Regions from separate parts of the Homo sapiens genome. Here region 1 is linked to region 2. A link is a loop called in an ENCODE intact Hi-C map of the cell type or tissue named here. Cell type or tissue: mucosa of descending colon. All regions are shown on one strand. Links, peaks and the distances in the headings refer to the core of each region. The heading gives the core; the rest is flanking DNA.

The links. A loop is a pair of places that touch in the nucleus more often than their neighbours do. Peaks named below come from ENCODE experiments on the same cell type or tissue, not always from the same donor. Only the 100,000 strongest peaks of a DNase experiment are listed, where the experiment ranks them.
Region 1: it touches region 2 in a loop (2.2-fold over the local background); 4 of 110 quality-filtered maps call a loop at or near these places.

What each region holds. Positions count from the first base shown.
Region 1 is chr2:79,741,433-79,758,207 of GRCh38, forward strand. It overlaps CTNNA2 (catenin alpha 2), which reads left to right. Exons shown (of 19, transcript NM_001282597.3): 3 at 2,955-3,150. Among named protein-coding and RNA genes, the nearest start is that of MIR4264, 100 kb to the left of the region's middle. In mucosa of descending colon, for the core only: no CTCF peak of the experiment used is centred there; a DNase peak (open chromatin) is centred at 9,169.
Region 2 is chr2:79,847,488-79,864,262 of GRCh38, forward strand. It overlaps CTNNA2 (catenin alpha 2), which reads left to right. Exons shown (of 19, transcript NM_001282597.3): 4 at 10,526-10,692. Among named protein-coding and RNA genes, the nearest start is that of MIR8080, 11 kb to the right of the region's middle. In mucosa of descending colon, for the core only: a CTCF peak has its summit at 8,077 (motif pointing left); no DNase peak of the experiment used is centred there.

The DNA of each region.
Region 1 (16,775 bases), core at 4,730-12,729, 110 kb before region 2:
TAATTGTAGAATAAACTGGGCAGAAATGACATCTTTTCAATCTTGAGTCTTCCCATCCAAGAATGCGGGATGTCTCTCTATTATGTAGGTCTTCTTTTATGTTCTTCACTAAAATGTTATCATTTTCCCCCATGAAACATTCTACATGGTATGTTATGGTTATTTCTGATCATATAAATGTATGCTGATTGTGAATGGCATATTTAAAACCACATTTCTCCTTTGTTACTGCTCTTCCTTTAGGTTTTTATTGTTTATGTTGTATTTAGCCACCTTGCTCTTCACTCTTGTAGTAGTTGGACTTGTTTGTCTTTCAATTCTTTTTTATTTTCTTAAGAATCATATTCTCTATAAGATGTAATTTAATGTTTACTTTTCTAATACTTATATATCTTCTTTATTTTTCTTATCTAATTTAATAGTTTGTCCTCCAATAAAACACTGAATAGCAGTGAAAAGCATTGACAATTGTTTATTCCGAGCTGATTATGACATGAGCCTTTATGGAAGCCCATCCCTTTCTTTCCATTTGTCTCTTTTCCCTTTCTTCCCTTTGTGCTCTTCCACCCATGAGTACATGAGAGCTTTTACTAAATGAGGATTGATTTGCTTCTTCTGAAAGTAATCACATTTTTCTTAGGAACTTCCTGGTAATGTTCCATGTTTTTCTTCCCCCCCACAAAACTGACATTTTCTACTGGCTTGCTATTATTTGCATCACCAAAACTGTGCCTAATGCAGTAATGCACCATGACATACAGAAGGCTAGAAATGTGTCGGCCCCTCCAGAAAATGAACCCACATTATAGTCGTGTAGCAATTTTGGTAGTCACTACCAGCTTCTACTCCTTTGAAATGTCAATTTATCTAAAATTAATAGCTCCTCTCCACCCTATTTTTTTTTAATTTGTGAAGTCTAAAAAAAAATAGATTATGAAACATCTTAGAATTATGCATAAAGTGAAAATAAATCACATCTCAGTGAGAATAGGGAGTATTTTCCTCTGATAAAAGGAGCCTGGCCTAAATGCAGATGGTAGAGATGGTTGCTGTGTTTGCTTAGGGGACTTATGTGCTTGTTTCCAGGTATTGGCTGTTCTGGGGAGTTGAGGTTCTTGGAAGAGTAACATGTTCATGTGTTAGAGTAAATCCTCATTAAGGAGAATGCTTCTGCACCTCAGAAAAGCAATCTTTGTGACAAGCTGTCTTTCTTTTTTTAATGGTTGCCTCACATGGGTGGCACTGAAAAGATTACAACGTGTTCCTCATCGCATACACATTTTACAGCTAAACCACTATTATCTGATATTCTTATAGTTAATGATTTTGCCATTTTTTTGGCTAGTGTTTGTACTTAAATGGCCTTATAGAATCTTTCTTAAATTCACTCTACCTAATTATTTAGCAATCAAAAGAGAGCCGAATAAAACAGCTCCCAACCCTGCACTAATCACCTCTTAAGTATTGGTTCTATCTATACACATCATCTTAGTTTACATTTATTCAATCCTTTTTTTCTTTCAGTGTTATCTCTTTCTCTATAAACTGACCGGATATTAATTGTGACTTTGAGTCATCGCTTTGATTGCTCTGGGATTTGGAGTAAACCTCAGAAGCTAACTGCATTTGGAACTTTTTTGTAGACTGGCTTTCTTAATAACCTCCAATAACATCTTTAGTCTGCTAACCAGGATAAATATCAACGAAAATAAACCACAGAACCTACATTCTTGTGAAGCCGATAAAAAAAAAATACAGCAGTAAACATGACTGGCAACTTTTGTTGAACAGAATATGGAACAGTTGCATTCATTTCCCCTCCAAACTTCTCACTGGTAGAAAATAAAGGTTCAGAAGTTTATAGGAGATAACATGTTGCTCAAAAGATATTAATAGCCTTTTTAGCAAATTAAATACCTCTAGATATAGTGTTAAAAGAAGTTTGGCAGTTGAGATAGGTGTCCAAATTATGATACTTAGAAAAAGAGTAATAATAGATTCAAATCTTATTATGATTCTAGAAACTTTAGCTGGTTAACTAAACATTGAGTCTGAATCATTTATTTCCCTCACATAAAATTTTCCATTTTATTTATTTTATTTATTTTTTTTTTTTTTGAGACGAAGTCTTGCTCTTGTCACCCAGGCTAGAGTACAATGGCACGATCTAGATTAACTGCAACCTCTGCCTCCCGAGTTCAAGCGATTCTCCTGCCTCAGCCTCCCAAGTAGCTGCGATTGTAGGCACCTGCCACCAGGCCCAGCTAATTTTTGTATTTTTAGTATAGATGAGGTTTCACCATGTTGGCCAGGCTGGTCTCGAACTCCTGACCTCAGGCGATCTGCCTGCCTCAGCCTCCCAAAGTGTTGGGATTACAGGTGTGAGCCACCACGCCTGGCAGAAATTTACCATTTTATTTGTATAAGATAAAATTCTAAATAGCAAAGGTCTTCGAAAGTCCTTGGAAAATAACACATAAGTACCGGGTGTTGGCTACTCATTATTTATTAATTGCTCATTCATCTCTGCCCTGACTTACAGGGCTCAGCACTGGATGTTGGTTCTCCTAGCTCAATACTCAGAGGTACTTCCATATTTGCTTTGCTTCCTTGCCACCCTGAGGCTGGGTACTCCAAGGAGCACTGTACCTGTCAGTCTGTAAAAGTGAGTGAACTTGAAGCTTTGACCCACTGGCAAGTATGCTATTTCTGGTTATTCATGTGCTTTTGTTTTTCCACAGGAAATAAATGATAACCATTTATTTGTATGATAATCCACATAATTTCACACTTTCCTTGATAAGGTTATGTGAGGAGGCTAAGTGATGTGCATTCATGATTTAGTATTGAAATCCCATGATTTAATAAACACGGAGATTTAGAAATTATGAGATAACATGACATTTCTAGACAGTTTTGCAAAGAAGTTTTACAGTTTCTCTTTTATATTTAAGGTGACTACACTTGTCAACACAAGCAACAAAGGCCCATCTGGTAAAAAGAAAGGGAGGTCAAAGAAAGCCCATGTACTAGCTGCCTCTGTAGAGCAAGCCACTCAGAATTTCCTGGAAAAGGGTGAACAGATCGCTAAGGAGAGTCAAGATCTCAAAGAAGAGTTGGTGGCTGCTGTAGAGGATGTGCGCAAACAAGGTAGGCAGAATGATATTATTGTTCAAGGCGGATCTATACTGATGTGCAAACAATGGCTTTTTCTTTAGAATCAATGGATATTTACTCAAAGAAGAAGTCTTACGTTTTTTTCCTTTCTATCTACACTTGTCATTTTTAATGTTTGCTGGATGTGGTACATAGAGATATTTTCATTGTTGCAGTATGGTACAGCTACAAACACTCCATGTCTGCTGTTACGTCAAATCTTCAAGATGTTTCTTCTTGGTCAATGTAAACAGACTTTGTGTCAAACTCAGGCTTTAGGGAGAATGGGATGGGAAGACCTAACGTTTATAGAGTCAATGTAAAATCAGGTTTCTATGGATGAAGGGGGAGAAGAATGTAAAGTATTATAAGAGAATTATTCTTATTTTTCTGCAAGTCTCAAATTCATGTTTTCAGTTCATAGATTTCCTCACAAATGTAGCAAGCTAGCCACTCATTAATAAATCAGCTACCTCTCTAGCTAGCTAGCTATAATACTGTTGATTTAGCATTTTAAAATTTTGATCTGTATAAAATATACAACATAAAGTTCTAACTACGGCCGGGTGCGGTGGCTCACACCTGTATTCCTAGCACTTTGAGAGGCCAAGGCGGGTGGATTGCCTGAGCTCAGGAGTTCAAGACCAGCCTGGGCAACACGGTGAAACCCTGTCTCTACTAAAATACAAAAAATTAGCCGGGCATGGCAGCGTGCGCCTGTAGTCCCAGCCACTCAGGGGGCTGAGACAGGAGAATTGCTAGAACCCGGGAGGCGGAGGTTGCAGTGAGCCAAGATCGCGCCGCTGCACTCCAGCCTGGGTGACAGAGTGAGACTCCATCTCTTAAAAAAAAAAAATAAAATAAAAAGAAAAAAGTCTTAACTACTTGTAAGTGTACAGTTCAATACTGTTAACGATATTCATATCGTTGAGCAAGCAATCTCCATAACTGTTTCATCTTGCAAACTGAAACTCTATACCCATTAAACTATTTCCCATATCCTCCTCCCTGAAGCCTCTGGCAATCACCATTCTACTTTCTTTTTCTATGAATTTGACTGCTCTAAATACCTCATATAAGTGGAATCATACATATTAGTCTTTTTTTGACTGGCTTATTTCACTTAGCATAATGTCTTCAAGGTTCATACATGTTGTGGCATGTTTCAGAATTCCATCGTATGTATATACCACATTTTGTTTATACATTCATCCATTCACGGATGTTTGGGTTGCTTCCACTTTTTGGCTCCTGGGAATAATGCTGCTATGAACATAGAGGTAAAGATATCTCTTTAATGCCCTGCTTTCAGTTCTTTTGGATATAGACTCAGAGGTGGTATTACTGGATCATATGATAATTATATTTTTAATTTTTCAGAGCCTGCATGCTGTTTTCCATAGTGGCTGCACCATTTCCATAGTAGTGCACTCCTACTAATGGTGCACAGCGGTTCCAGTTTCTCCAAATCCTCACCAACACTTGTTTTATTTTGTGAATTGTATCATCATAATTGTTGTGAGGTGATATCTCATTGTAGATTTGATTTATATTTTCCTAATGATTACTTATGTCGAAGAACTTTTTATATGCTTCCTAGGCATTTGACTATTTTTTTCGGAGAAATATTTCCAGTCTTTTGCCCATTTCTGAATCAAGTTGTTTGGTTTTGTTGCTGTTGTTAAGTTATAGGAGTTCTTTATATAGTCTGGATATTAGCATCTTATCAGACAGTGATTGGCAAATATTTTCTCCCATTCTGTAGGTTGCCTTTTCACTCTATTGTGACCTTTGACACAGAGAATTTTTAAATTTTGGTGTAGTCCTATGCAGCATTGTAGTTGAAAGTTCTAAGGACCATGAAATCAGAACAGACACCTACTCCCAAGCTTGGTCTCTCTCCTGCATTTTCTGCCTTGAAGAATGCAATGCATGTCTATTGAGTTGCACGTTGCATAAATCTTAGTGCCATTCTTGTTACTTCCCTTTCCTTCCAAATATAGTCTATTGTAAAGTTTCCTAGATCTTACCTCCTATATATCTGTTTAATGGACCACTTCCTGTCTTAGTTATTTAAAAGCACTATGTTTTCATGCCCCAGGGCCTTTATATATGCTGCCTCTTTCACACATTTCTACACTTCCCAGCTCAAGGAATACCTTCTCAGGGAAACTTTATCTGAAACTCCTGTCATACTTTTTAATGGGTTCTTTCCTTGTTACTTTTCACAGGATAATTAAGTATTTGTGAGGTGACTGTCTTTCATGCCATACTATAAATTAATAAAGGCAGAGACCAGACCATGTCTCTTTTGCTAATCATTGATTTTCAATGCTTAGTACTCATTAAATATTTGTTGAATTATTGAATTAAGAGGTGAATGAATGGTCTCTTCCAATTCTTCTTGCAAACCTACCACTGTATCAATTCACAGCTGGATATTTAGTACCTGGAAACACCAACCCTCCTTCCACACTAACAAATACTGTTCCCCTTCTGCCCTGTTCTTCCTCATCCTCTCCTTCCTCCTAAAAATTAATTTCATCTCTATTATACTAACTTAAATTATTACTTTAATTTGCAACGTTAAATGTGCCACATTTTATCTATTGTGAAGAGTATATTTGTGTATGTGTTTTGGCAGTGCCAAATCTAAGTTTTCAGGTGCATTCGAAAACTGATATTCCTTCTGAATTGCAGATGGACGCTTGTTTGTTTTCATGCATCTATAGCCTGGATAGTTGTTTTATTTTTTTCTTTTGTTGTGGGTTTTTTAGGTTGACTGCCATATAATAAACTGTATGCACTTAAAATTTACAATATGATAAATTTTGACAAATGTATACATCCATGAAACCATCTTTGCACTGAAGATAGCAAAGGTATTCATAGTAGAGAGTGGTTTGATTGGCCCCGGGCCTCCTTTTAAAACATTTGTCTTCTATGATAATAAATTTTTCCCTTTAGTTTCTCCAAAACCTCTTAAGAATTCTTTTGTCATTACAAGTTAGTTTTCACACATTCTGTAGAAACTAACGTTTTCATTTTCTTGAAGCTTACATGAAATTGTGTTCTCGTGGATATAATACAATAAACAACACAGTTCTTGGCCAGACTATCCTAGGAGTATTGGAGTAACAAATTTCTACAGATGCTAATTTAACACAGCTAACAATGGTTGAACTTCTAGGGGATATTTCAAGTTTTCTTTTTATATTATCGATTTCTTCTTACAAAACAATTCTATATCAGAAATGTTGTCTACGTGTAACCTGTATAAAACTCAAATGCCACGTGCTCCTTCTCTTGAACAGTGTCAAATTCAAAGAAGCATTACTATAGTATGCAAAATAACCCAAAAAATGGGTAAAAGCATTTAAAATTTGCTTTGTTATTTTTCATTCTGCAATCTTTTCCATACACTGCACATGCCTCTCAGGTGTGAGTGGTGCACCTCCTCACTGACAGCAAGGTCCTCAGTCTCTTGTTTGAATTTGATGCCCAGAAGCTCTTATCTCCATTCTTTCCATTCTCTAGCACAGCTCGTCATTATGTAATCCCCTTAGCTTATCTGGCTTTAGCTGATTTTCCTGTTTGCCCATTACCCAAATTTTATTTACCAATGAGAGCCTGCATTGATTTTCAGAGAGAGAGGTAGAGAGAAAAGAGCTTGTGGGGAAGGAATATGGAATGGGGCAAGATATTTAGTTAATGGAAACTTTAAAACACAGTATCTTTCCTTCTATCATAGAAATCTGTTTTCCAATATGCAAGATGATATTCAGAAATTATGGACACACTGACATTTAGAAAACAATAACCTCTTTTAAACTACCTCCAGCATCCATACATGACTTATTTATTAAATGATATGTTGTGGGAATGAAATCTGTTAGTTTTACTATTGCATTGTTTTTGTTTTTATTAAAAAGTATTGTCACTTTTTGTTTTCAGCATAAGTAAATGCCAGTTTTCATATTGTACATGTCCATTTTCAGATTTTTAATATAGAACTGTTTTGTTTTTCTTTTGAAGTTTCACAACATTCATTATAATTACCCCATCTGTCAAGATTATAGAATTATCTATTTAACTATGTTATTGTATTTCATATGGCTAAACAGTGTTATTTGAATTTCTTTATCATTAAATATATATATATATATCTTTTAAACCTGGCTGCATGCCAGATCTCTAAAAGTTTTCAGTATGAGTGGTGACTATATTTTTACTCTAGAATATTCCAGTAGAAGATTTCCCTATATCTGTAAAAAAATACTGGAGTAGGTGTTGTGCTGAACCCCTATGGACTCTGATGGGGATGACGCCAGGATCACGGGGCCAAAGAAGAGACCCAGAGCCAGCAAATGAGACATGGAGTTTTACTGGGGGGCTTACCTACGGGGGAGAAGTCTAGTGGCAGCAGGCTGGCAGAAGAACCATAACCATTTGTGAAAGGCATGCAGTTCATATAGTACTTTCACGTATCACCATTTACCTAACAACTTTCACCTGGCAACCTTCATTCAACCCAAAACGGTGCCTCCATCCCCTCTACACCCCATGTTCCATGGGCTGGGCTGGGGGCTCAGATGTTACTCATAGACAAGGAATGAATCTCTAGGTGGGCCACTCCCAGATTCCCTAGCTCAGCAGACACATTCAGATGCATCTGCCGTATGGGGTCATTCTCGGAGTATGCGTAAGTTTTTGCTCTCAGGTGTGTTTATATACAGTAGGCTTATGATAGCATTTATATTTAAAAGAAGTAACAAAAATAAATTGCCTAAAAGAGATATTGTATTCAAAACTTAGAACTCTGATGTTTTAGACTTTGGGAAAGATAGGATATCTAGTTTGGTGTGTGTGTTTCTCCCTTCCTATCTGTTCACTTATGACTAAAGTCATGTGATATATGCATATTATCTTCCTAATGTAAGTTTAAACCGTATCAGAATAGGAACAATGAGATTTATGTATTTCTTTCTTCTCCTGAGGCACTCGGCATGGTCCTCTAAGCACATGGTAGGTGATATTCAGGAAGGAGTCTTGTGAAATCAGGAAAGCATTGGCAGTTTGGCTAAGATATCCAACTTCTAATCTAACTTTTACAAATAACTAGCTGAAAAGCTAAGTCACTTAACCACTTTTAGCTTCAGTTTCTCCATTTTACAAATACAATTATTGTGTCTACCTAAATGAATTGTTTTACTAAATGAAGTCACAGGGGATTAAAAAAACGCTAAATGTTCTATAGATGTCAGAGTAGATTTATTAATTATAATTTATTAAATCAATGTGTACTACCTATAGCAATGTGTACTACCTTTTGATTAGTGAGCAAGTCCCGGCCTTTCCAAGCAGGATGCTAGAGAGCTGAATCAGCATCTAATAGTCTTCATGAAGAAGATTGAGTAGCTCGGTATGGCTTACAGTTGGTGGTAGTTGCACGTGGTGTCCGCAAACTATGAGTGGATAGATGTGCAGCTGGTGAACCATTCACAGAAAAGCTTCTTGAAAACAAGGAATGCAAAGGAGTTATTCCAATCATTTCTTCATATTGAAGCTCTGGACCAAGGAAAGCTTAAATCGGGGAATTCCAGAACGTTTTCAGTGTTTACCACGAAGATTTTTCTAGACTGAAAACTTTTTTTTGACTATGCACTAATTGAGGGGTTCTCAAACTTTAGTGAATACTAGAATCACCTGGGAAGATCTTGAAATCTTTATGTCCAGGCCTCACCCCTCTTCAATTAAATCAGAATCTCTGCAGTTGGACCCAGGCTTCAAGATGTTTATAGCTCCTCAGGTGATTTCATTTTACAGCCAATTTGAGAAGAAGTGGACTAATCCCTTTCTTGCTTATCAGCCCTGCTTAGATTACTTATCAATCCATGGTAGTTATTTAGTGTTTCACATTTGGCAGCTGATAACAGGCAGTCATTATACAAGGTTTATGAGCTTATTGTTTACTTAGAAGTAGGTAGGTAAGGGCCGGGCGTGGCGACTTGCGCCTATAATCCCAGCACTTTGGGAGGCCAAGGCGGGCAGATCACGAGGTTAGGAGATTAAGACCATCCTGGCTAACACAGTGAAAGAGAAGTCTGGTGGCAGCAGGCTGGGCAGAAGAACCACAACCAGGGGTTGTGGCAGGCACCTGTAGTCCCAGCTACTTGGGGAGGCTGAGGCAGGAGAATCACTTGAACCCAGGAGGTGGAGGTTGCAGTGAACCAAGATCTTGCCACTGCACTCCAGCCTGGATGACAGAGTGAGACTCTGTCTCAAAAAAAAAAAAAGAGGTAGATAAGACTTACCTAGGAGAAACAACTTGATATTCTATATTAAAATATTATGGATAGATATATCCTATGCTAAATGATGTGTTACCCAGCCTGACATTCTGCAGGTACACAGGAATATGTGTTAAGTATATACTGGGCAGTCAAATGTATAGGGCAGTTAAATATTTCAGGAGTTGTGGAAAAAAAGATACATAGCTGAAATTAACAAGAAGGAGGTAATATTTAATGTGATCATTGATTAAAAATTTTCGAAGACCAGTGGGACAAGAATTGCAGGTTTAAGATTGGTGGGATAAGAATTTCAGGCTGTATCTAATTTTCAAAGGCATAAAAAAGAATGGCACTAATAATTGGAGGTTGGATAAAGAAGCCCTGATTTGATGAAATGTTTCATATTCAGGTACAGTTAGAAATATAAGATGGCTGGGCAGGGTGGCACATGCCTGTAATCCCAGCACTTTGGGAGGCCGAGGCAGGCAGATCATTTGAGGTCTGGAGTTTGAGACTAGCCTGACCAACATAGTGAAACCCCGTCTCTACTAAAAATTCAAAATAATTAGCAGGGTGTGGTGGCTCATGCCTGTAGCTCCAGATAGGCGGGAGGCTGAGGCAGTAGAATCACTTGAACCTGGGAGGCGGAGGTTGCAGTGAGGCAAGATTGTGCCACTGTACTCCAGCCTGGGTGATGGAGAGACTCCATCTCAAAAAAAAAAAAAAAAAAAAAAGAAAGAAAGAAGGAAATATGATAAGATGATAGAACAGATCCAGATAGGGAAAAGTATAGACAACATGATGAAAGGAAGGGAGAGAGGGAAGGAGGACAGAAGCTATCTACCTGGCTGGCTTCTACTCACTTAAATGATATTTTAGAAAGATTAATATGGCAACTTCATGAAAACCTGACTAAATTAGAGAAAAACTGGACCCAGACAGATTGGTTAGGTGTGATCATAATATCAAGGGAAATGAAACAAAATATAGTACTACTTTGAGGGTCCAGGATTGAGGAGGTGGTAATGGGAACAGAAAGAAGCTAAAAGTTGCAGGCATTACAAAAAAAGAATAAAATCTTTTTCAACTTACTGAAGGGGAGATAAGAGCCAAAATTTGTTCTACATTTTTGGCCCTAGGCTAATTAATTGGGAAGTCTTTAGGAGTGACAGGGGCAGGGGAGAGTGTACGGGTTTGATTTTAAACATAGATGAATGGGGAGGACCACCTGGCAGAAGGACAATGCCATGGTGAAATAGAGAAATTTGGAAGTACTTGCCAATAGAGAGAGGAGAACAGAGGGATGAAGGTATAGTTTTGGAAGAAAGAACAAACTAGTATTAGAAAATGAAGTAGAACTAAATTAGGGAAAGCAATCCCCTGAAAAATATCCAGCGAACAAAGAATCCTAAAATCCAAGGGAATAGGATGTTTCTTAAAGGAGATAGTGATCACTCTAGACTCTAGAATGTTGTTGTAGTCATATCAGAGTGTTCAGAGATTGTGGAGAATGAATAATGAGAAAATGCTTTGGATTTAGCTAGACAGGTGTCATTAATTATATTCAAAAGTGCATTTTCAGGAAGCCACAAGGGCAATAGCTAAATGAAAAGAAAGAATCCATCCTGAAGGAACAGAAAAGATGTTGAAATAATTGATGTAGGTAGGAATGCTAACTAGACTCTCTTTTGGTTATCATTGCAATACATATTGAAGGTATTTCTTTTTGCCTCTCATAGTCTGGTACTCAACTAAGGGCCCCTTTGTTATTATTTTGTGTATCTCTGGAGCCTGACACAATGTCTGCACATAGTGAGCACTTCAGGCATGCATTAGAAGATCGTCACAGAATGGAAGGAGAGAAATGGAGAGGAGCAATGGGGAGACATTAAAGGCAAGCACAAAATTACAACTGTTTGCCTGCTTGCTTATTGTTTCCAGCCCAAAAAAGAAGTATCAGGGTATATATGAAGAGAAGGAGCCATAATTATAATACAAAGAAAGACAGTTCAGGGTTGCATGAAGTGATGCAGAGAGGAAATTTCTTTATCTAGAAAGCAGGTAGGGAGGAGAGATAATCCCAAAAATGTTTTGTGGAAAAAGTAAGAGCAAAAGCAGATTAGATGAAATGATCTCGATTATTTTGAACAAAGACAGAGGTGTTTTTAATGGACCATGGATAGCTGATACTTGACCACTATTGGAGATGTTTTTCTATTTTTTGTCTGTTACTGCCATCTGTGTGGATCTCCCGTACATTTTTAAGGGATTTAATTTACTGAATACAGCTGACGATTACTCCTTTCATGGATGCTGCTGAAAAGGCCAATTTTTATGAGGCATAATTTGCCTAAGAATTTTTTATTTAATTCATTTATATGGTATGTAACTGCATCTGTTAAAAATGGGGTGTTCACATACGGTAGTCAGTAATCTTATTCAATTTGAAATAGATTTGAAAGCTGTGCTTTGAATGATAGGCATCCTTTCTCAAATTTTCTCAATAGGCAAATCCATTTAATGGTGTAACACAGCATTGGTTGTATGCCATAGGACTTATAGAGAATCCTTAAAACACCTCCTCTGTCACCCCGTTATTATATCTCCACATTCTCTTAAGCCATGGAGCAGTTGCTTATGTTTCCTGCCTTCGTTCGACAACAGCATTTTCACATTGCCCACTGTCTGTCTGAGCAATGACAAATCCAAACAGCTAAGATATGACCATGCCACCAAGGTGTATTTGGCCAGCGTGTAGATGAGATGTACATGGTCCTAACTCAAAACTAAGGGGAATCTTATGGAGCAGAGTGACAAGGAGGTGCAGATGAAAGAAGAAGCTTCTTCATGGGACCATTTCCTAAATGAAAGTGATGGCCAAGCCATTCACTGCTCATGCAGTATTTTCTTTGTTATGACATAACCTCAAATGTGAAGTGATATGGTGATATCAACAAGTTCCACTATTTTCTTTTCTTTTTCTCTCTTTTTTTTTTTTTTTTTTTGAGATGGAGTCTTGCTCTGTCACCCAGGTTGGAGTGCAGCGGCGTCATCTTGGCTCACTGCAACCTCCACCTCCTGAGTTCAAGCTATTCTCCTGCCTCAGCCTCCCAAGTAGCTGGGATTACAGGAGTGTGCTACCATGCCTGGCTAATTTTTGTATTTCTAGTAGAGACAGGGTTTCACCATGTTGGCCAAGCTGGTCTCGAACTCCTGATCTTGTGATCTGCCCACCTAGGCCTCCCAAAGAGCTGTGATTACAGGCCTCAGCCACTGTGCCTGGCCTCACTATTTCATTTTTATTCAATCGACATTTATTAAGTAAATGATGACCAATGGGCTAAGACAGAGAGCAAGACTGAGAAAACATGACAGAGCATGACAGAAAGTTCTCCTTCACATATCTGAGAGGTCATAAGCCCTTGCCTCCTAATGACCTGGTGCCTCCCTGCTTCTCACCCTCTTTGGTGGTGAGGTGTTAGTGGAATGAGAGGACCCAACAGAAACTTCAGTTGATGCCAGCTGTGTGAACTCCTAGGCTGAGAGCTGGTCAGAGACTACTTCCCTGACCAGGAAGCTCCCTCTGTCACACAGCTCTGTCCCTCCTCCTTCATTTGCCCTATAAATACATAAAGCAGCACAGTGTGGGGATGGTGGGCATGTTCTTCTCGCTCCTGCAGCACTTTCCGCAGGGGTCAGCCTCTCTAAAAACAAGAGTTGCGGGAGGTGGGCAGGATTCTGTTACTCCTCTGTGTGTCCTTTTCTCAAGTATCCCTGGCTTTATGCCTCTACTCCTTATACCCTGAATACTTGAGTCTCCTAGGATATTGGGCTTCCTTTCTGTGCTGTGCGCTGACTCTTCACTGCTGCCTGACTGCCTCTGTATGGATGGTACCTTAGTTACCATGTTCTAGTATGGGTTCTTGCTGGTCTTAGGGTAAGATTTCACTCCTGTATGGGGAGCGGAGGGGATGTTTCCACTGAAGGAGGATACCTTTGGGGAAAGAAGAGTATTCTAGGACAGAAAATGGGGATACAAGAGGCAAATCCTAGGTAAGAGAAGGGAAGATAACTCATGTATCTTCCCTCTACGGATCTCACTTCATTGAGCCTGGACTCTGCTGAGTGTAGATCCATTACTTTTTAAAATGATACTATTCACAGCCGGGTACAGTGGCTCATACCTGTAATCCCAGTGCTTTGGGATGCTAAGGTGGGAGGATTGCTTGAGGTTAGTAGTTCAAACCAGCCTGGGCAAGATAGCAAGACCCCCATCTCTACAAAAAATAAAATAAAATAATGAGCTGGGCATGGTGGTGCACACCTGTGGTCTCAGCTACTCTAGAGACTGAGGCAGGAGGATAGCTTGAGCCTAGGAGTTTGAGGCTACATTGAGCTATGATAGAGCCACTGCATTTCAGCCTAAGTGACAAAGCAAGAGCAAATGATACAGTTTGAGTAATGTAATAAAGTGCATGTGTGCTAGATCCAGCAAGGGCAGACCTTGAAGTTGGAATGGAGGATGTCGTTCTTGAGTCTATGAGTGCAGCTGAGCTAGAGATCTGATGGTGCTCCACTATGGCCATACACTGCCACTCACTGTCCTTCCAGTGGCTTCTCCTCCCCTTCCTTATAGAAACTTCATTTTACAAGTGTTTCTCAGAGTGAAGTTCACAGACCATCTGGTTCAGAATTCCCTGCGTGGGTATGGGAGGAGTCCATGAAAATTCATCTTGATAAGTCTAGCCATAACTCCAGATTCAGTATGTCTGGGGTGACCCTGTAAATTTTATTACTAGATAGCACCCCAAGTAAATCTTATGCTTCTAAAGTTTGAGAATCACTAATAGCCTAAGTTTAATACATCGTTATCAACATCATTTTAATTAGTTAGGTCTCTTTGCCATGGAAAAGTATGCTATCTAGGAATGAAATCAATTCTCAGAAGGTTTAACATCAGAAGTTTAAAAAATACCAAAAAACCTAGAGATGCATACAATGACAAAAAGACAAAAAGAAGTTCCATGTGAAAATATGATGAAAAATGCATACACGTGAAAATGTCATATACCCTTAGGATTCATCTTAATGCAAATTTTAACATTTGCAATAGGTTCATCTGTTGCATATTTTGTTAAATAAAATATATTTGTATGCCAAAGTTTGCATTAGCTGAGGGCCCAGGAGTACTTCAGGTCAGCACAGAGCCCTTTGTGTGGCTTTTATTGCAAGACATTGGAAGATAATGGCATATTATTCTTTCACCTGACCTCTCTTTCTGGAACCCTTGGCTTTTGAAAATGCTATATTCTTTCAGCAAAAATAACAGCAACAATAGCAATGGTTTATTGTTTGCCACTCCATTTGTAAGAAACTTTGTATATAGTCTCTCAAAGTCATCCTGTTTGTCATTTGAAGTATTATCCATACTTGTATAATATGACACTGATACTGATATCCATGTGCATTGATTACTTCTACAAATATTTTTTGAGTTCTATGCACAGGCACTATTTTGGGTGCTGAGAATATGAAATAAAGAAAACATACATTATCTGCTAATAAGAATATTACATTTTGAGATGAGACAAATAAGTAAAATATTAAACAGGGTGATGATTATAGGCTATGGAAGTGCAATTTAAAAATGAAACAACCAAAAGCATGATTCATGAAAAAAATTGATAATTTGAATTTCATATTAAAACTAGAAACTTTGGCACTGAGAAACATAATACTAAGAGAATATAAACAAGCCATAAACTGCAAGAAAAAACTGGTAAATTACATATTTGATGAAAGACTTATATCCATAATATACAAAGAACTCTTAAAATTGCACAAGATAACCAGTAACTCAACATAAAAATGGGTGAAAGCCCTGAACAGATACCTCACCAAGGAAGACATGCAGATGGCAAATAAGCATAAGAAGCAATGTTCACCATCATTTGTGATTGGGGAAATGCAAATTAAACAACAATGAGATTTTAATATCCTTACTAGAATCACTAAAATCTCCAAAACTGACAATACAAACTGTTGGTGATATGTGGAGCAACAGGAGATCTCATTCATTCAGATGCAATATGATATAGCCACTTTGAAGGACAGTTTGGCAGTTTCTAAAATAAAACTAAACAGATTTAATTGCCTTATAACTCAGTAATCACAACCCTACATATTTACTCTGCTGATTTGAAAACATCTATTTATATGGCATCACCTAATCTTGTTCCATTTTCTAAAATAAACTTAGAATAATTTTAGACTTATGGAAAATTCGCAAAGATAGTACAGAAAATTACATATACTCTACACTTATTTGTCACAATTAATAAACCAATATTTATAGATTATTAACTGAGCAGAGCATAATAATAAAAAAACCATAATCACAAACCTTTCTGTTGATATGCTTAGCAAAAATGGCAAGAACAAACACAGTGTGAGTGCCGAACTATTCTTATTTTTAAGCTGACTTGCAAAGAATGGTAAATTATACATCTGTATGAATAAGAATCAGAAATCTAGTTTAGAAGATTGCCAATTCAGGACTGTTTCTTTTAATACCCTTTTTTGAAGTCTAAACTTACCAGTCTAAGTAAAACCATTCTTGTGTTTCACAGAAAACATTTAAAGAGGCATGCAAGGATATACAAAATACAGAAAGAGAATAAGAAATCCATGGAAAAGAGAAAAGACAAATATGGTCGAAGACTCAAGAAGAGTCAGGGAAGTGACTAATGCACATATACATTAGGGCCTATGCATCCTGTGCAAACCTGTCCACCCGAGAACACAGCCACAGGTGGCTCAATGGGTGGGGCTTGCTTTGCAGTAGAGTCCAGGTTCAAATTCCAACTGTAGTTTTTATGGTGCCTGCGCTGTGCGACCTGGGAAAATTATTTACTCACTCTGTGCCAGTGTGTTCATGAGTTCATTGGGGCTCATCTTACATTCATTCCAGCATTGCTATGCAGAGCAGATGATAGGATGCATGTAAAGTACTTAGCAACAGACCTAGCACACCTCAGACTTGAAAAACCTGGTGGACGTTGTCTTTATTGCTAACGTCATTGTTATTCTTGCTACAACTGGACAACAGATTGGGCTCTTAAGCTTTCTGACACATCAGTTGTAAAGTTAATGACAAAATTGTATTTTTAATCATAAAATGATCTTTCCGATAGATCATGAAACTATCTCCATTTCATGTAATTCACTTTGTTTTAAGGAAAATTCCTTAAACAAAATGTTTGATTTGTGCATAAAATACTCTACGTTAACACATAAAGATAAAGAAACCTGGTTATCAAGCATTTT
Region 2 (16,775 bases), core at 3,859-11,858:
AGCTGAGATCATGCCACTGCACTCCAGCCTGGGTGACAGAGTGAGACTCTGTCTCAAAAAAAAAAAAAAAAAAAAAAAAAAAAAAGCTAGAACAAATTGGAGTGGTTTCCTAGAAAGACAAAGCGTTTTTTGTCCTAGAGGTCACACCTGGATTTTGCATCTGTTAAAATTTCATCTGCATGATGCCCTCCAAGGTATTGTTAAAGTCTGGAATTTGGACATTAAATCCATCCTCTGTACTCTGCATTTCCTTGTACAGTATCTTAAGGAGCATGAGGAAATCAAGATGTCCTTTACATATCCATGTCAAGATGTTGATTCTGAATGCTGCCGTCTCTTTGATTCAGAATTAGATGCTAGCATGTTTGATGCTCGCGTTATCTCTGCTTGTCCAATCTAGATGGAAGTTGTGGCATTGATTCTTGTTTTCCTAATAACATTAGAAGGTTTTTGAAGTCACACTTCAACTACCAAGTACTGTAGCAGGGTACTGACATTTCAGTGCGTTTTGATTTGTGTCATGGTTGTAGGAGAATACAGGTACTGATCAATAGAAACATTTATTGACTTAAGAATATAAATAAGTCAGCAGCATGATTTTTATAGAGAGACTTGACTTACTTATTGAAATTTGGGGTTTATAGAAAAATTAATTTATTGGCTGCTTATATGCTTTACAAGATAACTTACAATAGGTTTTCTTTAGTATATATACGATATAGTGTCCTTATTTCAGAAATATATGTGTTGCACAATGAAATTTACATTCCATCAGTGTATCTTCCCTTTATGTGTAAAAATATTGAACAAAATTGAGTTCACTATTGGTCCTCTATATGCCATTTTTCTCTTAAGCTTAGATCATCACTGTTTAACGTTTCCTAATTTATGGTCTTCTCTTGCATTCAAGGCCAAAACAATAATCACCTTTTTATGGAATGTGGCTATTGCTACATTTAACAGGTCTTTGCAAGGTTCTCATTTGTGAAGTATGCCATATTGCGGCTTCATAATCTTTCTGGCTACAACAATGTAAAATTACCCTACACCCTCTTCTCCCAACCCAGGAAAAGGCTACAGCTGAAATAATTAAAATCCATACGGTTAATGATCTGTGCCTTCTGCAAGGTGGCGCATTACTGTCTCTAACGATGTTTAATAGCTCATAACATTCAATACACTTAATCATTAGTTACTGACATTTCTAGTACTTTTGCATACTGAACATATCTTGATAGGGCAAATATTACATTGGAAAAGACTTAATTATGTACCTTGGGAAAGAACACTGACCAAATGAGGACACATTTGGAGCTGCTCTTGCCACTGAATTAGGGTTGTCACAGAACCATGTGGCTATAGTGGGATTTTGTTAGGTGAGGAGAGTTTGATTTGCTGGTGTCACATTGGGATTTATTGGCCTCACAGCAACAATGGCACTGAGACCAGAGTCCCTGACTGGGATGTCAGGAGACAGGGATGCTGACCCCCACCAACCACCTGACCACGGCACTTGGGCTTCTGTGTCTTCATGTGTGAGATGAGAAAGGGGTGCTGAATGATGCCTGAGGAGTTTTCATCCGGATCTGAAATTCACCAGTCTCAACATCACTTCAGAGGCAGTGGCCCCATCAGACTGCTGTCATTTTGCACCTAATTTATTGTTTTCTGAGAGTTTCTGGAAAAACCTAAAGAATGATAAAGAGACCATGGAGCCCACTACCCTTGGTAGAAAGACAAAGGGACAGGCAGCCTTCTTATTTTATAATATTTACATAGTTTTGGTATGGCTTGCATGATAGGGTTTTTTTTTTTTTTAATAAGCAGATAAGGCTTTCTTCTGAATACTGCTTATTTAAGCCAAATATTATCTTGTTTTTTGATAACAAGACCTGAATAGTACCAAGCACTGCTGTAACTGCTTGGTGCTTAAAGTGTCCACAGGAGGTAGCTTATTTTAATGCAGATTCTGCTTGAGAAAAGACAGGACTTCAGCATCCCTGAGCCTTAGAGAAAAATTCTGATTGTTGATTGTTGACCTTTTCCCCAATCACAGATTTCAGTCATAGCCACCCTGGGGTGAAATGCATGTATAGCTCTCTCATATTCTTGATAGTTTCCAAAAAAGTGTTAAGACTTTTTCCTTCTTGCTAGCAAAGGCCTATGTGGGCAAAACAGAGGAGAAGCAAAGGAGTTGCTCCTTTCACTAGAACTTTCCTTTAGCAAATGTTTTGGTTTCCTTGCTACTTCCTGAACTTAGAAATCCAACTAAAAGTTCAAACATGAAAAAGAAGAAAGTATTTCAATTATTTTATTGTAGAGTGTATAGCATCTGGGATTTCATTTGTCTTTTCTCCCTGCTTCAGTATCAATTCAATATGGTTCAAAATGTAAAGTGCCAGGCAGGCGTTCCTTTCCTCCTCTCGACAGCATTCCTTGAGGGAATATACCTTGTCAACCGATGTAAGGTATGATTAAATAAATTAATGTGCTACAATTATGATTTCTTCACTGATTAAGCTTACAGGTCAAGGAAGGAGGGAAAACTCAAATGCATGCATGCACAGGGAGTCACAAATCATCCCTAACATGTGACAATAAGGAGTGGTGGAGGCTGGGAATAATTGGAGAAGTGTCTTTGTTTAGGTCCTTGTTCCTTCCCTTCCTCCCTCCTACCCTCCCTTCCTCCATCCTTCCCTCTCTCCCTTCCTTTCTTCCTTCATCCCTCCCTCGCTCCCTCTGTATCTCTCTCCCTCTGTTTCTCTCTCCCTCCCTTTCTCCTTCCCTCCTTTTCTCCTTCCTCCCTCCCTCCCCCCTCCCTTCCTTTCTTCCTTCATCCCTCCCTCCCTCCCTCTCTCCCTTCCTTTCTTCCTTCATCCCTGCCTCCCTCCCTCTGTTTGTTTCTCCCTCCCTCCCTTTCTCCTTCTCTCCCTCCCTCTCTCCCTCCCTCCCTTCCTTCCTTTCTTTCTCCCTTGCTTGCTTCCTTCCTTCCTATACCCTGTAAACTGAATAACATAATTTACTAGTCTTCAACTCCTAATACAGGTGCAGACAGACATATGTAAACAAATAATTTTCACAGAGTAAACAGGATGTTAAAATAAAGATATTTCTAAAGCACTGGTTTTAAGAGGATAGACCGCAGAGCCAGACAGATTTTGAATGCCTACTTCACCACTTACCATCTGTTTGACCTTGGGCAAATAACCTTAATAATCTTTCTTTTCTGTGTTCAGTTTCCTCAGATAGAAAGGGTGACAATGAGAACACTTCCTTCATCAGATTCTCTTCAGTAGTAAAAGAGTTGATACAGGTTAAGCTCTTTGAGCAGAACTTGGCACATTGTGAGCTCTTAAAAAGAGAGCTATTATTATTATAGATGAAAGAGTTACATGCTAAAATATTAAGTCCAGATAGATACAGCCTAATGAGATCCTAAAGTGGAAGGAATCTTGGACCACCCTGCTACACCACCCCCTTGCTGCTGGAACCATCCCAGAAGAAGACATTCCTATGTTTGCAAATGTAGTTAGAGCAGAGGCCCTCAGCCACATCAACACCTGCTTACCTCATCTTTTCAACACATTATCCAACTCTGCCTGATTCTTATCAAAGAACCACTCACTTATTTCTTCCAAGAAAAGGAGCCAAGAGGCATGATGTAATGCATCAAGATCTTCTGTGGTGACCTTGTAACTTCTGTGGTGTTGTCCACCTTGGCCATTCATTTAACATTTAAGTTTGTTTTGTCTCAAATGAAGATATTTTCCCACCTTGCTTTGAAAATGAGCTGACCAGACCTGTAAGTGGTTTTCAAGTATTACATTGCCTTACAGACTCTACAAAATAATCAAAATGATAAAATGTTCTGAAGTTGGACATTGTTGACTGAATTACCGTTTTAAGATTCTGTTATGTATTTTCCTTCACAGTCTCTGTAAGTGTGTGAGCTCAATCGGGATGCACAGTTTGAGTTGCAGAACTGGCTAAGGCTTTGGGAACCTGTGGTCAGTTTCCCTCACTAATGTTGCTTTCCTCTCTAAAAACATGTTTTAGTTTCTGCATTGCTCTACAAGATCCGTTTTTCAGAATCCTTTAAGATCTGTACTTCATGGAAAATACATGTGAAAAAGGTTGTTAGGCAGGTGTCGGTTATCATGAAAAGGGAACAAACTGGTTAAGAGGATTGGAAATTTTTGCCCTTTTTCTCATCCTTTTTTTTCTTTTTCTTTTTCATTTTTTTCTTTTCCTTTTTTTTTTTTTTTTTTTTTTGAGACAGAATCTCACTCTGTCGCCTAGACTGCAGTGCAATGGTATGATCTCTGCTTACTGCAACCTACGCCTCCCAGACTCAAGCGATACTCCTGTCTCAGCCTCCTGAGTAGCTGGGATTACAGGTGCCCACCACCACAACTGGCTAATTTTTGTTTAGTAGAGATGGGGTTTCACCCTGTTGGCCAGACTGGTGTCAAACTCCTGACCTCAAATGATCTGCCCGCCTCAGCCTCTCGAAGTGCTGGGATTACAGGTGTGAGCCACAACACCCGGCCTTCTCTCATCTTTTCTAAGAATTCTGTAATACAGGGAGAAATATAAAAAACATGAACTATCAGTATATGTTGGATAATTTATGTAATTAGATAAAGGATAATTACGCATTTAGACAAAAGATGATATGCAGTTGTAGCTATTATGTGTGAAAACTGCTGGTTAAAAACATATGCATACAGAACTGTCTAGAAGCTAGCTCATCGGATGTTGTCCTTGGTTATTAAGATGTGAATGCTCTTTTGGCTTCTTTTAATTGTATTTTTTTAGTTCTCTTAAGGAGCACATATTTATTTTATAGCAAAAATGTTGACAATGTAAATTACCATGGAAGGTATAGGAAATACATTGCAATTCCTTTCCCTACGTGGCTTTTCATGTCTTAATCTGCTCTTATTCTGGCTGTTTCATTACATTTGCTCTGTGGTTTGCCTTTTTCTTCATTTTCATTCTCACACTAGTTCCAGTTTTCATCATTTGATTCCAGGGAGTAAGTCCAATACTTGCCATTGCTGAAAGAGTGAAAAGAAAAGTTTTTTTGTTTGTTTTGTTTTGAGACGGAGCTTCACTTTTTTGAGACGAAGTCTCACTCCGTCACCAGGCTGGAGTACAGTGGCACAATCTCTGCTCACTGCAACCTCCGCCTTCCGGGTTCAAGTGATTCTCCTGCCTCAGCCTCCCAAGTAGCTGGGACTACAGGTGCACACCACCACGCCTAGCTAATTTTTGTATTTTTAGTAGAGACAGGATTTCACCATATTGGCCAGAATGGTCTCGATCTCTTGACCTTGTGATCCAACCGCCTCAGCCTCCCAAAGTGTTGGGATTACAGGCGTGAGCCACCGCGCACAGCCGCAGTTTAACCCTCGTTTCCCGGGCTGGATGCAATGGTGAAATCTCGGCTCACTGCAACCTCTGCTTCCTGGGTTCAAGCAATTCTCCTGCCTCAGCCTCCCTAGTAGCTGGGACTACAGGCACCTGCCAGCACGCCTGGCTAATTTTTTGTATTTTTAGTAGAGACACAGTTTCACCATGTTGGCCAGGCTAGTCTTGAACTCCTGACCTCAAGTGATCCACCCACCTCAGCCTCCCAAAGTGCTGGGATTACAGGTGTGAGCCACTGCACCTTGTTTTGTTTTTTTGAGACAGGTCTCACTCAGTCATACAAGCTGGAGTGGTGCAATGATAGTTCACTGCAGCCTCAAACTCCTGGGCTTAAGCCATCCTCCTGCCTCAGCCTCTAGAGTAGCAGGGACTACCCTGGCAATTTGATTTTTAAATTTTTTTTGTAGAGATAGGGTCTCACTAGGTTGACCAGGCTGGATGAAAAAGACGAGTTAAATCCTCTTCAGCCTCTAAGATCATCAACAATTCTGAGGTTTTCATTTTCTTCACCCAGCACTCTTTGAATCTTGCTTTTCACCACACATTTTTCCTTGCTTCTCACAGTTTTTCAGCAGTTCAGTTGTCAAGCATTTAGAGTGCTGACCTTACACGCAGGCCCCTCCTTCAAGGAAAGAGCCACAGGATATTTGTGCCATTTTGGTTCATGACCTGATTCCTACCTGATGTTTTTGTTCCTAAAACTCTGCCTTCCACATGCCATACTTTTCTTTTTTCCTTTTATTATTTTTCTTTTTTTTTTTTTTTGAGATGGAATTTCACTCTTGTTGCCCATGTTGGAGGGCAATGGCGTGATCTTGGCTCACCGCAACATTCACCTCCCGGGTTCAAGTGATTCTCCTGCCTCAGCCTCCTGAGTAGCTGGGATTACAGGCATGTGCCACCATGCCTGGCTAATTTTGCATTTTTAGAAGAGATGGGATTTCTCCATGTTGGTCAGGCTGGTCTTGAACTCCCGACCTCAGGTGATCCACCCGCCTTTGCCTTCCAAAGTGCTGGGATTACAGGTGTGAGCCACCGCGCCCAGCCCATGCCATCCTTTTCTTGTGTTTATTATTACTGGCATGCATCATTCCACATTTGAATTGATCTTACCTCAAGCTGATGCACAATTATGTATTCATCCCAGTGCTTTCAGGGTAGCCTAGGAACCAGAATAAGCACTGATTTAAAAGCAGAGCACCATTTTTTTTTTATATATATTCTATCTTCAAACAATAAGTACTTTTATTGAGCATATGTTGTCTTGCTTCTAAGGAAGAAACACAAGAAGTGAAACCAACCAAAATATACACTTTTAAACCTGTAACCAGGAGATCACCAACTCTTCTTACTGCATTTTGGATGCTTGAAGTGGTTGTGATAGTAGTGGTATTAATGAATAATGATCACCCGTTATGGGTAAGGCCCCATGTTGGGTGCTTTGAATGCATCGTCTCTAATTTTAACTCTCATGGCAGTCTGTGAGGCAGCTGTCATTATTTTCCCTGTCATTTTACAGTTGACTGGACTGAAATACAAAGGTTGAATAAGCACTAGCTCACATATTTGGTAATAGTTGGGGTGGAGTCGAGATCTGAACCCAGGTCAATGTGACTTTGTTTATCCTTTTTCATCCATGAGTTAATACATGTAAAGCTTTTAGAACAATACTTATATAATAAGCCTTTATATAGAAGCACTACATACATGTTAAAATTGTTATTTTCCGTTGGTCCCTTATTTGGTAATGTTAATTTTTCTTCTTTTCAGCAGGTTGTAGTGGCTAGAGGACATCAAAGGCTTTACCGTGGAAATGTTGCTCTGAGTTAGGTCTATAATCAAGTACATGAGATTGAACAAGAATGTATATAAAAGAAGCAGGCAGATCTCTTGTACCCTCTCTTCACTGCCCCATTTCCCTCTTACACATGCATACTATTTCTTAGCGAAATATTTCAATCTTATAGAAAAAGCACTTTTCTCTACATTCCTGGGAAAGTAGCTAATTTTATCCTGATAAACTTGCTTATCAGTTTGCTTCAGTAATCTTAAAGCTGCAGGGACTAAGACCTATTAAAATTATAGCTGATTTGAGGTTGCCTTTCCTTTGGAATCCTTATCAACATGAAATCACTTGTATCTGCTTAAAATGAGCTTTTAGTTTAATTTGCTTTGAATGAAATCATCTTCTATTTATCTTAGAATAATCTCAGAATTTAGTGTGAGTTTTCCATCCAGAAAGGCAGATGGCATTTTCTAATGTGGGTCTCTCTCTCTCTCTGTCTTTCTCTTTCTTTCTCTCTCTCTCTGTCTGTCTCTTCCCTGTCTCCCTCTCACGGACATCTGCTGAGCCACTCTTGGGGTGCCTGCCGTGGGCCCCAGGTTGATTAGCTCCACCTAAGATCTCTGCACTGACACGTGTCACCCATCGGCTTTGAAGCAGTAGTGCTGACCAGATGGTTGGCATCTGCATGAAATGCCAGTACACTTCTGCCAGATGCCCGATGGTGCCGCTAAGACAGATGGAAGGAGTCGTTCTAGGCCCTCCAGAGCCCCTCGTTCTGGCAAGACCTGTCTTCTGGAATGATGTTGGTTCATTCCGAATGTTCAATCTCAACTTGAAAATATATTGGATTAGGCATGGTTCTTCAAGTAGTGCACAAGCTCCACCTGCAGGGAAGGGGTGTGACTGCCCTCTCCTCCTGGGGATCTCTGTTCTGCCAATAGCCCTACCTGAGTGACCTACTTTTAACCATGCTAGGGCTCATACCGATTTCACCTGCAGGAACTGGGATCAACCATGTAGCTACCTGGGTTCGTGTGCAGAATAAATCCCCCTTTCCCTTGAATAAGTGGATCTATTTCAACAGTAGCTGACTTACCTATTAATATCTTACACAAATTTGTCTAGCTCTACTTGTGGCACTTTTGTCAATAGTTTGTTGGATTTACCTTGGTGTATAATGTTCTTTCTACTTGCACTGTATAAAGTAGGGAAAAGGTGGCTTTCTTTCTCCCACCACACAGATATTTGCCAATGACTTTTTTTATTTGTGAGGAGGAGAGGCAAGAGGAGGAGATGTATGTAACCCTGTGGCAAGGGTAGGACACTTGGATTGAGCTCTAGGACCATACATCTTGAAAATTCATCATTGTGCCACTAGAGTAGTGAATTTTTAAGTTTCTCCCATGCTGTTGTTATATATCAAGCTATTTGTGTGTGCCTAGGCAAAAAGGCTAAGCTGGTTAGCAATATAAAATGCTTATTGTAGATGGTAGCCTCTTTTAAAAATCCAACAGTGCAATATATTTCCTTACACACCCACATTCCCGAGTATAAAAAGTATCACTGTGAGGGTTTAAATAACTACCACACTAGCTGAGAGAATTACTTTATATTCTGATCGGCCTATAAAATGGTAAGAGGTGTTTTTTATTTTTTCTTATGACTAGGACTAATTACAGGATGCACAGACTTTCCATGCTATCATTGGCTTCATTTAAATGAGCTAGATTTTGCTTAGTAGGTGAGTAGTAATCATTACTACAAAAATTGAATAAATTGTTTGATCTTGAGTTAAAAAATCTGTCATATTAACTGTACTCTTCAAGTTTATTGAAGCTTTTATACCCCTGTGTACACTCTGCTATATGAAGCTCCATTTATGGTTTCTCACAGTTTTCACTCCCCAAAGTGGATATCCACCCACTGATTTGGTTATCAGTCTCAATCCTTGTTAATTATCTCTTTGTTTCCCATTCCTGGGTCCCTTGATGCAAATATATACCTGACTCTTGTATCGTGTCAGCCCTCATCGTCAGCTTGAACCTTTTGTCTGGTCTTCACATCTAGTCAGCCCTTAGATCGGTTGGTTGTGTCACACAGATGCATTTTATACTCCCTCTCCCATCTCCTTGGTCCAGGCTCTCACCACTGCTCTCTCAGACTAAAACTGCATTTACCCTATTAACTGACTTCTCTGTCCTGGTCTTTTTCCCCTCCAGTTTATTTTATGTAATATGACTAAAATAATCTTCCAAAAATAAAAATCTATTATTGTAACTTCCCACCCTGCTGAGGGTAAAATCCAAACCTCTTACATGGTGTTCTAGGCATTACTGCCTCTCTCCAGCCCCCTTCCTCATGGGTTCTTCCAGAGAACTGCAGGTCTCTGTACTCAGCATGGGGCTCCAGGCTTCAGAGCCCACGAAGTGTTCATGCTGCCTGAGATCCCCTCCCCACCTTTGTTTTCCTGGTGAACACCTCTTTCTTTTTTGCATCCCATTAAAATGGACAGCTTCCCCCCAGTCTCACAATAAATGAGCAAATACCTCTCCCCTCTGTGTTGCCTACTTTCTTAATCTTGTCTCTTATGGCACTTAATTACTGTATTCTGATTATGTGTTGACATACCTGTTTACTCATGAGACTTTGAACTCCTTGTGCCTGGGTATTCTTAGTCAACTTTGTAATGGCAGAGCCTAGTACAGAATCTGACACAAGTGTGTGTTTAGTAAACATTTGTTTAATTGGTTTAGTTCTCTTCTAAATGTTTTCTATATTGGCAAATTGGTTACTAAGAGGATTAGAAGATTGGATCTTGGGTGCCTCTATGATGTGTTCTTGTCTGATTAGCTCAATTAGGAGTACAGTGTTAATGAGGCCAAGGTCTTAACTTTCAATTCCATGTGGAACAATTTGTACCTCGACTGTCAGTAACTTCAATGAGTTGCATGGTAAGTTGCCTGGTATCATTGGTTCCAAGGCAAATGCAGAGAGAGGATGATTAAGCTCAAGGCAAATCCATCTCAACTATTAGACAAATGGAATTAAATATACTCCTTATTGATGTGAAAAGCATGACTTCATACTTCAGTGTGAAATGAGCACCTTGTTTGGTCCACAGCACTTGTCCATGTGCACTGATGTACTTGACTTAAAGGGCTCTTTGCTGCAATAGAGGTGGCAGAAATACCACCTGGTCATCAGAGTTTTGCAATAAAAACAGTAATTGTCCATTCACAGATCTTTAGGATGGCCAGTCTCTAAGCCTCTTGTCTACCCACCTGCCTCTCCGTGTCTGTCTTCCAGGTGAGACGATGCGGATCGCCTCCTCCGAGTTTGCAGATGACCCTTGCTCGTCGGTAAAGCGCGGCACCATGGTACGGGCGGCAAGGGCTTTGCTCTCCGCGGTGACACGCTTACTCATCCTGGCGGACATGGCAGATGTCATGAGACTTTTATCCCATCTGAAAATTGTACGTATGTAGAACTTATCAAAACTTTCTTTATGTGAGTGGCAATCTTGACCGTGTGTATTACAGCTCTGGCCTCTACTCTAGATGTTTCATTGCTCACCAGATCAGTTCATTACCTACCCATGTGGTGCCCACGTCCAATTTTTTCTAATAATAAAATTATATTCAATAATATAGTCAAAGAGTTTTGTAAGACTCACTTGAATTATTATTTTTTTTCCTAAAAACTGAGAGTTTAGATTTCTCCTTACTTCCTGGAATGTGTAACAGTACATTCTTTTAGTCTACAGAGCCTGGACAGGGTGGACCTGCCTTTGTTCTATCTCAAGATTCGGAGCAATCTTGGTCCATGTGATAGTTCAGGTTGGGGTCAGCTCTGCTGAGCAGCTGACCACCTGTGCCCACCTTAGTGTGGATTACATGTTGAATATATTTTGCTATCTACTCTAGCCTTGCTCTCCTGTAGATATATGGATTTTGAATCATATATTGGCAATAAAAAGGGGCCCCATCCACAATTCCCGTGGCTAAAGTCAATCTTGTTTCACCAAGCCTGGCATCTAACATACCTGGATTGGTTCTCTGGGTGGGCACATACTTGTCCCACTAACCCATAGAACACCATTCTATGTGCCTTGCTTTTCATGGTTTCTTTTAATTCTTTTGTTTCCTAATAGAGGTGAAGCCCTGTTCTCATCACAAACTTTAATGGAATAGTGATTAAGGCTACCTCCCCAGTCCTTGACTACGGGTCGTTCTTCCATTTTTCTACTTGCTGATTGGTATCTAGTTGCAACAAGGATGGTTCAACACTTTAACAAAGATGATGTAACTTAGCTGCTTGGGAATATGGCCTCTGCTTAGAGAATCCCTACTCCATACCCTCAGTGAAATATGATTCCTGAACAATTGGCACCAACTCTGGACTGATCGCAGGGTACTTAGATGATGAGATGCAAACCACATTTTCCTTTTTGGAGAACCAACCAATTGCTCGCTTGGTTACCCCTGCTGTCCTGGGCATTCCTGGATTATCATGTTTCCTATCAGCCAATCTTCCTGTCTTATTTTCTTTATCAGTGAAAGCAGGTTATGAGGAGGGACCAGGGGAGATAGGAAATGAATAACAAGAGCGTGCTCTCACCTCACCATTGAGCTCAGATTTGTTCAGTAGGAGGAATCATCAAGAAATTACTTAAATCATAACTATTCTCTGTCAAAAAACCTTGGGCAGGATCTTTTACCGAAGGTGGCCCCAATAAAGTAGCCAAGATTTCCAAATTATGTATAAATTCTGGAAAAATATGAAAGGCCTCAAATTCCAACACCTGCAGCCTGAGCTCCGAGGTCATAAACATAAAGGTAGTGTATCTGTTTAGGGCTTCTATACAGGTCCCTGAGCAGCAGGGGACACCAAGAAACTGCTTGGAAGTTTTTTTTATTTTTATTTTTATTTTTTCCTCTCCTCCTTAGGAATGTTTCAGGGAATGGGTTCTGAAAGGCCAGGAAAGGCTCTTGAAATTGGATAAGCTGAGCAATTTGAGGAGAGTCTTTACCTGTTTCAGAGGCTGGTGAAGGGCAGTACAGTACTATAATTAACCATTTAGCTGCTGGAGTCAGAGTAACTGGGTTTCATCTTGGTTTGGTATCTACTTGCCATCTGTCTGGTAACCTACCAGATAAATCTCAGATATCTCATCTGTTAAAGTGGGGCTAATGGCAGTGGAGCCCTCAGGGTGGTGGGGAGGTTTGAATGGGGACGATTCCTGTGGAGCACTTATCCCAGAGAATGGCACAAAGTGAGTGTCCTGTCAGTGGCAGCTGAATAGGGAGTGTAAGATCACTGGAACCACTTGTAGGCTGCCACACTGGCTGCCATTCCTCCAGTCTGTCTCTGTTATATCCATCTTTTCAGTTACACAAAACTTCCTTCTCAAGCATGTTGGAAGAAAGGTTGTGTTATCTTTCCCTTACAGCCTAGTTAGTCTCCGAAGGCGATATTTTTAGATAAGTCTTTCCACAGAAGGACAATCTTCCTTTACCCCAGCAAGGAAATAATACGACTGAACCTAACAAAATTAACCTTACATCTCATATGTCATTGTTTGCTGTGTTGTGGAAGGCCCTGTCAGCAACTGTCAGGGAGTGATGATGGGCTGAATATCCTTGCTGAACTGCCTACACTCCACACTCGAGAAGTGTGATAAATCCAGGGCGATGACGCCATGTGTGGTACCAGTTGCCTCCTGCAGTCCTGCCTCTCATCCCACCTGTTTTGACCAGTGCTGTTGGCTCATCAGATCACAGAAGCCTGCTGTAATGGGGAGTCAATTGCAATCTCTTCTCCACACAGCCGAGTAAGGGAAGTTTTTTTTTTTTTTTTTTTAACGATTTAGCACAAAATCATGGAAAGGTCAACCTGGCAATATTAAGTAGTCCTGTCAGACTGTCAGTAGTAAAATTAAAAATGATTGTAGACTAAATAACACATTTGTTCTACTTAGAGTGCAGTGTCTGTAGCAAACAGCTGTGGTGGAATGTTGCTATCTTGTGGAGCAAGTGAGGAACTACAGTTTCTGGTGCCATCTGGTGTTTTCTCTCATGAACTATTGCCCCTACCCCCTAAAAGACAATACGTCAATAATTCATTGCAAACAAACATAGCACATAGTTCTACTCAGTAGTAGGGAGTATATCAGTTCTTTTGCGCAGAAGCATATCTTCTCAGGACGGATAAAGTAACGTATTGTCTGCAAGCTTCTATTTATTTGTTTTTCTGTAACTCAGGATGAAGAACATGTCAAATAGCTTTACATATTTTGATGAAGCAAGTTAGAAAATATTTACACCTTTCTCAAGGATTTTTTTAAATAAACAATGAGTTTCTTTACCACCTGGATGATAAAACATAGATGAGAAAGAAAAGAGTGACAGTTGCTTTCTAAGAAGAGTAAAGTAGTGACTCTGGTTTTCTAGTTGGGTTCAGATTGAGTAATACCCTGTAGTGAGACTACAGCCTCCTGCTGTGTTAACTGCTACATATCTCTTTTACCTTTAAGTGTTACACATAGTATTCTACTTTTTATCTTTCAGGCCATATGTCAAAATTTTATTTGTGTTCTTTCCAGATGTTAATTTTTCTCATCTCTGAGTAACTCAGAGGAACAAAGAGAGAATTACCTTTTTCCGCAGCAACTTATATTCATGTTTTTTCATCAGCAGTTCGCCAGGTTGATGAAGAATAGTCACTTGAGTAATCACAGGCAAATGTCGTTCAGCCTCTAAAAATGAGTAAAGGATTAGGAGCCCTGCTGAGGTCGTGTGGTTTGGCAGTGTGCAGGTCTTTGCATTTTGCTACTTGATAATTATGTTTAGGAACTTAAATTTATATGGCAACTGAGAAGTTCTTCTCAGATAACACATAGGTATCTTAGTTGCTCAAGTTATGCTACTTGTTCTATCATGCAAGTATTTGTGGTACTTTAATATTGAGTTCTCTTTGAGTATATATTAAAGATTCACATGACTGCAAAAGGTTTTTGCTGCTGCTGTTACTTTAAATTCAGGAGGATAGAGATAGAACAGTGGGTGACTTAGAGTTCTAGTGCCCAGTTAGCACCCAAGTGAGAATTTAATGTTCCTGAGTAAAGCTAAAGTAATCATTTACATTTCAGACACCATTTAAAAATACTGAATTATAATCAATTTTATTGTTGAAGTTGCTGACAAATGATTTCCTAGCCAGATACCTGGAATATCCTGCAATCAGTTCACATTGTCAGTGTGTTAAGTTGATATGTGGCATCCGGAATTTTAAAGGAATCCTGCATGTCAATCAGTGATCATGAAGAGGGACATTTATATTCCCTAGGCTCTGAACTAGTGTAATCAGATTATATTGTCAATTATTAGCATGAGCGATAGCAGGACACATAAACTCATGTAGATGTGTATGTCAGAGGAAACAATCACCTTTCTATCCTCAGGCTAGATCCTGGGATAATAATGTTCTTGATTATTTGATAATTTCTCTCTAGAAAATGGAATAGCAAGATACAAAATAGCAACCCTTAGTCAGCTTCTCCAGAAGTCAAGTTTCCTTAGTGGCTACCAAGGGCCAAATATAGTGCTGCTGTTCTAATGTGGGGGTGGGGGGCATTGATGAGACATGATGATCTTAACATTAACTGTGACTTTGTGAGTTTTGCATCAAACAGCCTCATGCAGCCTCAGTAGTGTATTATTTCTCAAGTCTACTTTTTAGTCCTGAAGTTCTAATGTGGCTCTTGTGTTTGAATAACAGTAGTCAATTGGTATCATAAAATAGCCTTGCCTCTCATTATAACTGCAGAAAATATGGCCCAGGTTTTTAGCATATCTTTTCTGTCATAGCTATCACAGTATTACCTTCATGCAGCTGCATTGTTCATGATTTATTTATTTATTCAGTTATACACTTAAGAACTATTTATTAGGTGCTGACCATATGCAAAACACTGTGCCAAGATGTATTATTTTAAGGGTGAATAAGACTAGGCTCCTGCCTTCAAAACCTTACAGGCTACTGGGGAGACATTAGGACATTAGCATAGAGTGCAATGCATGTTAGGAAAGGGTGCATATTGCTGTAGTCTCACCCAGATGGAAAATATAATTATGATGCTTTCTTTCATAAATAACAGAAAACCTAATTCTACCTAGTTTTTTAAAAAGGGAATATTTTGGCTCACCAAATTAAAAGTCCAGAGGTAATAGCTTCAGGCAAGGCTTGATCAAGGTGCAAAAGCATGACAAAACCAGGTTTTTCTTTCTTTCTCCTCCTTACTGAGGACTCTGTTCTCTGTAGCCCCTGATAGGAGGCCTCATAGTCTCAAAGTGCTTGCCAACCGTTTTGAAGGTTGCATGATCCTAGACTAAAGATAGCACAAAAGAGGAAATTCTCTTTCCTGGTAGCTCAAACAAACAAACAACAAAAAAAAGTTCTACAATCTTATTAGGCACAATTGGCCTCTCAGTCATGTGCATATCTCTGAGTTAATTATTTAGATGGATAACAGAATATGCTAATTTCTTAGTTAACATGGTCAGGACTCCTGCTCTTTGCTCACCCCAAGCTGGAAATGGGATCAGTTTAACCATATTGTATGGCTGCACAATTTAGGACAATAAGAGAAAGGATGATGTGGTTGGGAGAGGGAGGTCTCAAGATTGGGTCTCATTGAACTAAATGAGGTTTGCCTCTCCTCGAACCTATCGCTGGGCCTAGATTCAATAAGTCGGAGTCTCAAGTCCAAGCTGGGGGCTGAAAGTTGGGGATAAGTGGAAAGAGTTGGCCCCATCACAGAGTTGAGGGATGAATCATTCTGTCCAATGATGACAACACAACCACTCAGTCATTTAAACAGGGAACATTTAAATAATTCTTAACACTAATAGCAGTTTGGAATAACAAGGGATTAGCTCATAAGAAATGACAAGAACTCTTAAGGAATATGGGAATGGCAGATATGAGGAGAAGCTGCTACCCCTGGGGCTGGCATAGGGCACTCTAGGGAGGACCCCACCCTACCAGGCCTGAGATCCAGATGTTGTTGGAGGGTGTGGCCTTGGGTCACTTGATGACAAAGGAGTCACTAAGGTGCCACACAATATAATGGAGCTTGCTAGAAATCTGCCCTTTGGATTGTTGAGGAAAGCTGTTCATGGAGGGGTGTCTTGCTGGAGGCATTCTGCTACAGAATTGCACAGCGGGGCATACTGAGGGAAGCTGCTGGCCACCTGGTGCTGGAGAAGCTTCCTCTGCTGCAGGAGCCTGTTGAAGGAGCACACCAGAACCAGGAACCAAACCCTTTCCTCTGGCAGCGTCTATGCAACACCCTCTACTGACAAAGCTTAACATCAGGCCAACTGGGAAAGGAGTAATATTTCAGCGGCCCATCCATATTTTCATAGTGTTAGCAGAAAAGGTGAATTTGGATTTGATAGCCTATGCAGGAAAAGAGCATGTTACTGAAGGAAAATAGGGTTCTATTACCATAAGAAGGGAGATGATAGATTCAGGTCAGGCAACAGATTTTAACTAC